Regions from separate parts of the Homo sapiens genome. Here region 2 is linked to region 1. Evidence: read pairs that join two places in POLR2A ChIA-PET (ENCODE). Cell type or tissue: HepG2. All regions are shown on one strand. Links, peaks and the distances in the headings refer to the core of each region. The heading gives the core; the rest is flanking DNA. Region 1 overlaps ASPSCR1 (ASPSCR1 tether for SLC2A4, UBX domain containing). Region 2 has its middle 15 kb from the start of SLC25A10.

Region 1 (2,897 bases), core at 219-2,718:
TCTCGGCCTCCGCCTGAACCCACCTGTGTGCTTACAGGGCCGCAGGGGTCCACTGTGCACTCACCGTGCCCCGACCCTGGGATCTGCTGACCTACTTGAAAGAGCAGGACTCAGCCGGGCGCGGTGGCTCACGCCTGTAATCCCAGCACTTTGGGAGGCCGAGATGGGCGGATCACGAGGTCAGGAGATCGAGACCATCCTGGCTAACACAATGAAACCCCGTCTCTACTAAAAATACAAAAAATTAGCCAGGCGTGGTGGCGGGCGCCTGTGGTCCCAGCTACTCGGGAGGCTGAGGCAGGAGAATGGCGTGAACCCAGGAGGTGGAGCTTGCAGTGAGCCGAGATCGCGCCACTGCACTCCAGCCTGGGCGACAGAGCGAGACTCCGTCTCAAACACAAACAAAACAAAACAAAACAAAAAAAAGGGCAGGACTTGCCTCCCTGAAATGAGAACAGACCAAGCAGAAAAGCCCAAGGTGCCACACCCAGGACAGGCCCAGCCCCGACACCTGGGGACTCGGCCACGTGTGTGGGTTTGACGTGTTTTCTTTTGTTTCGTGGCCTTTATTTTTCACGTCCTCAATCCTGGGGGAGGGGCATCCCTTTCCCACCCAGGCCCCGACTCTGACAGCCTGGTCTGGCTGCAGAGGCCCCACAGGGTCGTGGACTTAGCCCCATGGTCTCCCTGGGTCCACTGCCTACAGGGGAGCCCCTTCCCCAAGGGCCTCTAGCCTGTGGAGCACGTGCGCACCACACACACGGCGGGTGTCCTCTGCGCACAGGCTGGGACACACTCCCTAAGCTCCCGTCCCACAGAGCAGCCAACAAAGGGCCTTGGATTTGCCTTCCCTCCAAATGGCTGGAGACTCGGCCCAGAGGCCCCGAGACGCAGGGCTCAGGAAAACACAAGGCCTCAAAATGCGCCGGAGCAGAACCCGGACAGAGGCAGAGAGAGGCCTCAAGGAAGCACAGCCCCCAGGGCCAGGAAGGGGGACAGGGAGGGCCCAGGGTCCCCGCTCCCCAGCATGACACAGATGGCCAGGGGTCCGGAGATGGTCATGAGGCCACTTCTCTACGGCTGGGGAGGCCTGGGCTGAGGGGTGGCCAGAGTCCCAACTCACAGTCCTTCCCCGGCACTGACCGCCAGCTTGGGGACCTCAAATCACAAACAGGGACAGAGCACAGCAGCGTGACATCAAACGCCAGCCCGGCTTTGATGTGCGGCTCCTCCAGAGGGATCAGATTCCCTCCCTCATGCGGGATCTCAGGGAGGGGTGGTGGGCAATCGGTTCCAGACCTTCTACGCCGGCCCAGTGTGCAGGACGCCAGGGCCCGGGGGAAATTCCAGCGCCCGAGGAGACACAGCCCCTACTCCCCCTCCCCCACGCAGACCTCTGCAAGTCCCAATGTCCGCAGGGGCAAGACCCAGGGCCTCCCGGGGACCCCAGGCCAGGCCAAGCCACCAGACACCATGCTCCGAAGCCAGAAATGCAAGAAGTGCTTTGGGGCGCTTCCGCGGGTGCCTGCTCGCAGCAGGGTACTGGCACACTCTCACACACTCTCCAGCCAGCAGAGCTCCCCACCCGGCCAGGGCCAGAAGCCAGCGGGACGGCCAGGAGGGCAGACACGCCTCTGCTGCTGGCTTCGAGGGCATATTCTTTATGCACCACAAACCCCGCCCCGCTGGGGCCCCGCTCCGGCAAGGCGCGGCTGTGTGCTGGGGACAAGGCAGTGAGTCTAGAGCTCTCTGTGTTCATGTCCTGTCTGGGTATGACAAAGCCGGGCGCAAACACAGGTGCTGACGAGAGCCCAGGCAGCAGCATGCGCCCTGCCGGGAACAGAAGCTGTGGCTGCAGGCCAGGAGCCACTGGGCTCAGGGAGGCCCGCAGAGGGCATCACCCACCACATGACAGCCCAGCCGCCAAGCGGCTAGACAGAGCCTGGGAGAGCCTGGGGCAGGCTCCGGCCTTCTCAACCCAGCCAGGTCCAGACAGGGATGGACAAGGATGGACAGGGATGGACAGGAATGGACAAGGACGGACAGGGATGAACAGGGACGGGCAGGGATGGACAGGGACGGGCCGCAGAGCTCTGAGCTGGCCCAGCAGCATGCACAGACCCACCCTGAGTGTGGCCACAGGCCAGTGCTCCACCTGGCAGAGCCCTGTCCTCACCAGCAGCCCATCCCTACACCCCAGCACACCCAGAGGGCTGCAGAAATCACCCAGCTTTCCCGGAGCCACGGCTTTACCTACAGAAGGAGGAACAGGCTGAGATGCACTCAGCCAGCCCCCAAGCACTGAGTCAAGGCTGGGAGCAGAGGGCTGGGGGCCTGGGAAGAGATCCAGCCAGGGGCCGGGCACACTGGGGGCCACTCCCACCTGGGGTGCCCACGCCAGCACAGCCCGGGGGCACCTCTGAGAGAGGACAAATCCCCTCCATGGCTGAGCTCATGAATCTGATTTACAGAAAGCCCACCCTGCTCCCTCACGGTCTTCAGATGGAAAGCGGCTCAGCTGCTGTGTGAGTTCCCACGGCTCACCCTTGGCATCGTTCCACGGCAGGTCTCGGTCACCCACAACAGTCCCCGGTTCTCTTCCTGCTCCCAGCAGCTCAGCATGGTCCATCCACACCCCTGCCTTTCACCACTTGGCAACTAGGTCCTTACGGGACGTGGGATTCAAACTACGGGACTCGCCCGCCTGCCCTCGTGGACTGCCCAGACGTGCTACAGTATCCCCCGAGTCACAGTATGACCTCCTGGGGCTAGTGCCTGCTGGCTCTAAACCCATGGAGAGAAACTCCTCATAGGAAACCCGTTAGCATAACAATCTGTACCCCAGCAAAGATGCTGGTCAGAAAGGTACTCCCTTTCCTCCTCCGGGTGCCTCCAGG
Region 2 (2,897 bases), core at 280-2,779, 260 kb after region 1:
ACCTCCCAGGTTCAGGCGAGGGTCCCGCGTCAGCCTCCTGAGTAGCTGGGACTACAGGCACACTCCATGATGCCGGGCTAATTTTTGTATTTTTACTAGAGACGGGGTTTCACCATGTTGGCCAGGCTGGTCTTGAACTCCTGAGCTCAGGTGATCCGCCTGCCTCGGCCTCCCAAAGTGCTGGGATTACAGGCGTGAGCCACCACGCCCAGCCTCCTTTACTCTTAATGTAACATGCAGATAACATTAGTTAGTTTCCTGACATTGAAATTCTGATATAACCCCTACGTGATCATGAGGTCTGACATTTCTTATATGCAGCTGACTTCAATTTATTAATAGTTTATCTAGGCTTTCTACATCTACAGTCATGAAACAGATGTGTCTTAATTTTCATTTTGGAGTTGAGATCATGCTAGCCTTCTGTGAAAATTTCAAGACACGGATTTTTCTGTTCCATGAATGTTTGGTAAAAATTCACCCGTAAAACCAGCTAGAGCTGGCCAGGTGCGGTGGCTCACGCCTGTAATCCCAGCACTTCGGGAGGCCGAGGCAGGTGGATCACCGGGTCAGGAGATCGGAGACCATCCTGGCTAACACGGTGAAACCCCGTCTCTACTAAAAAATACAAAAAAATTAGCCGGGCGTGGTGGCGGGCGCCTGCAGTCCCAGATACTCAACTCAGGAGGCTGAGGCAGGAGGATGGTGTGAACCTGGGAGGCGGAGCTTGCAGTGAGCCGAGATCACACCGCTGCACTCCAGCCTGGGTGACACAGCGAGACTCCGTCTCAAAACAAACAAACAAGCAAAAAATGCTGGATACGGTGACTCATGCCTATAAATCCTAGCACTTTGGGAGGCGGAGGTGGGCAGATCACCTGAGGTTAAGAGTTCAAGACCAGCCTAGCCAACATGGCAAAACCCCATCTCTACTAAAAGTAAAAAAATTAGCCGTGGCAGGCACCTGTAATCCCAGCTATTCAGGAGGCCGAGGCAGAAGAATCGCTTGTACCCAGGAGGTAGAGGCTGCAGTGAGCCAAGATCAGGTCACTGCACTCCAGCCTGGGTGACAGCGTGAGACTCTGTCCCAAAAAAAAAAAAAAAAAAAAAAAAGAGCAGACACCCAAGGGTCAACAAACCCAGGAGCAAAACCAACACCACAAAACAGGCACACACAATACACCCAGGAGGTAAAACTCGGGCCCAAAGCCAGCAGAGCAAACATGAGAAGATACCAGGAAAAGTATAATGAACCCGGTCTCCAGAGAGGCGGCAGCACGTCACAGCCAATACACACCAAAGATCGGCTCTTTCTCCCTCTCCTCATTGTCTTCGCGTCGTCAGCTTCGGCCTGCGCTGACTTGCCTCATGGTCACAAGATGGCTGCCAGCAGCCTCCAAGGCCATTTGCTGCGTGGTCCACGCACGACAGGAGCAGAGCTTCCGCCGGTAGGGCCCGGAGTGTCGTCCTTGCCCAACCCACAAGCTGGCAGAGAAGTTTCCATCCCGGAAGCTACAATAAACATCTTACATATCATTGGCCCAGTGTGGGTGACAGGCCCATGCCTAAACCAGTCACTGTGGGCCATGCCGACTGGTTTAAACCAACCCTATTCATGCTGGGAGCTGGGGTCAGGCCCTGGTGCCCTTGAGGCCCAAGGACTGGGGTGGGGTGGTAGCTGCTTGAATAAAACAGCAGGCATTTTACTAAGGGGTGGGGGGCAGGATGTCAGATGACCTGAAGCATCACGTGACTATTTATTTTATTATTTTATTACTTTATTTATTTTTGAGACAGTTTAGCTCTGTAGCCCAGGCTGGAGTGCAGTGGTGCAATCTTGGCTCACTGCAATCTCTGCCTCCTGGGTTCAAGTGATTCTCCTGTCTCAGCCTCCCGAGTAGCTGGGACTACAGGTGCGCGCCACCATGCCCAGCTAATTTTTGATTTTTAGTAGAAACGGGGTTTCACCATGTTGGCCAGGCTGGTCTTGAACTCCTGACCTCAAGTGATCCACCTGCTTCGGCCTCCCAAAGTGCTGGGATTACAGGCGCGAGCCACTGCGTCCGGCCTGAATTGCCACATGAGTATTTATGCACACCCAAAACAAAATGACCCGGAAAGGTAGAACATAAGGCAGGTACGGTGATATTAACATCAGACAAAATAGAAGTGAAAACAACAATGATTACATAGGACCTAGAAGAATATTCCATCACTGAAAAAAAGAATGGTCTGCCAAACGTAACTGTGTGACCATCAGAAGTGTGTCCACAGAGGCTGGACTGCATCAGGGCTCCCAGGGCATCTCTCCTCACGTCTTGCCATCAGAACTGGGTCACATGGAGGCCGGGCACAGTGGCTCATGCCTGTAATCCCAGCACTTTGGGAGGTGGAGGTGGGTAGATCATTTGAGGCCAGGAGTTCAAGACCAGCCTGGCCAACCTGGTGAAATGCCATCTCTACTAAAAATATAAAATTAGCTGGGCATGGCGGCGCATGCCTATAATGCCAGCTACTTGGGAGGCTGAGGCGGGAGAATCACTTGAACCAGGAGGTGGAGGTTACAGTGAGCCAAGATGATGCCACTGCACTCCAGCCTGGGCGACAAGAGCGAAACTCCATCTCAAAAAAAAAAAAGAACTGGGTCACATGGTTTGCCACCACTCACCCGCCTCTCCCCTGTCTGGGCAGACTGGTGGGCTCTGTGCCACTAAGATGTTTACCTGAGACTAAAGCGGCAAGCGCAGACACGGAGCTGGATCACGTCAGGAAGGACTGTGAGGTGCACAGAGGATTGGACAGATCCAGAACCACAGGGAGAACCTTTCACACGCAATCTCAGAATTTACAAGGTTGGCTCAACATAACCAAGCAAGGACATAGAAGATTTAAACATT

Evidence for each region. ChIA-PET counts read pairs that join two places held together with the same protein. Peaks named below come from ENCODE experiments on the same cell type or tissue, not always from the same donor. Only the 100,000 strongest peaks of a DNase experiment are listed, where the experiment ranks them.
Region 2: POLR2A ChIA-PET joins it to region 1 with 5 read pairs; 1 of 35 experiments calls an interaction of 5 or more read pairs at or near these places.

Annotation. Positions count from the first base shown.
Region 1 is chr17:81,990,728-81,993,624 of GRCh38, reverse strand. All of the region lies in intron 4 of ASPSCR1 (ASPSCR1 tether for SLC2A4, UBX domain containing), which reads right to left. Among named protein-coding and RNA genes, the nearest start is that of ASPSCR1, 15 kb to the right of the region's middle. RefSeq lists an enhancer at 1,731-2,438. In HepG2, for the core only: CTCF peaks have their summits at 1,550 and 1,890 (motif pointing right); DNase peaks (open chromatin) are centred at 704, 1,194 and 1,744; H3K4me3 peaks cover 1,202 bases.
Region 2 is chr17:81,726,044-81,728,940 of GRCh38, reverse strand. No RefSeq gene overlaps it. Among named protein-coding and RNA genes, the nearest start is that of SLC25A10, 15 kb to the right of the region's middle. In HepG2, for the core only: no CTCF peak of the experiment used is centred there; DNase peaks (open chromatin) are centred at 857, 1,270 and 1,390.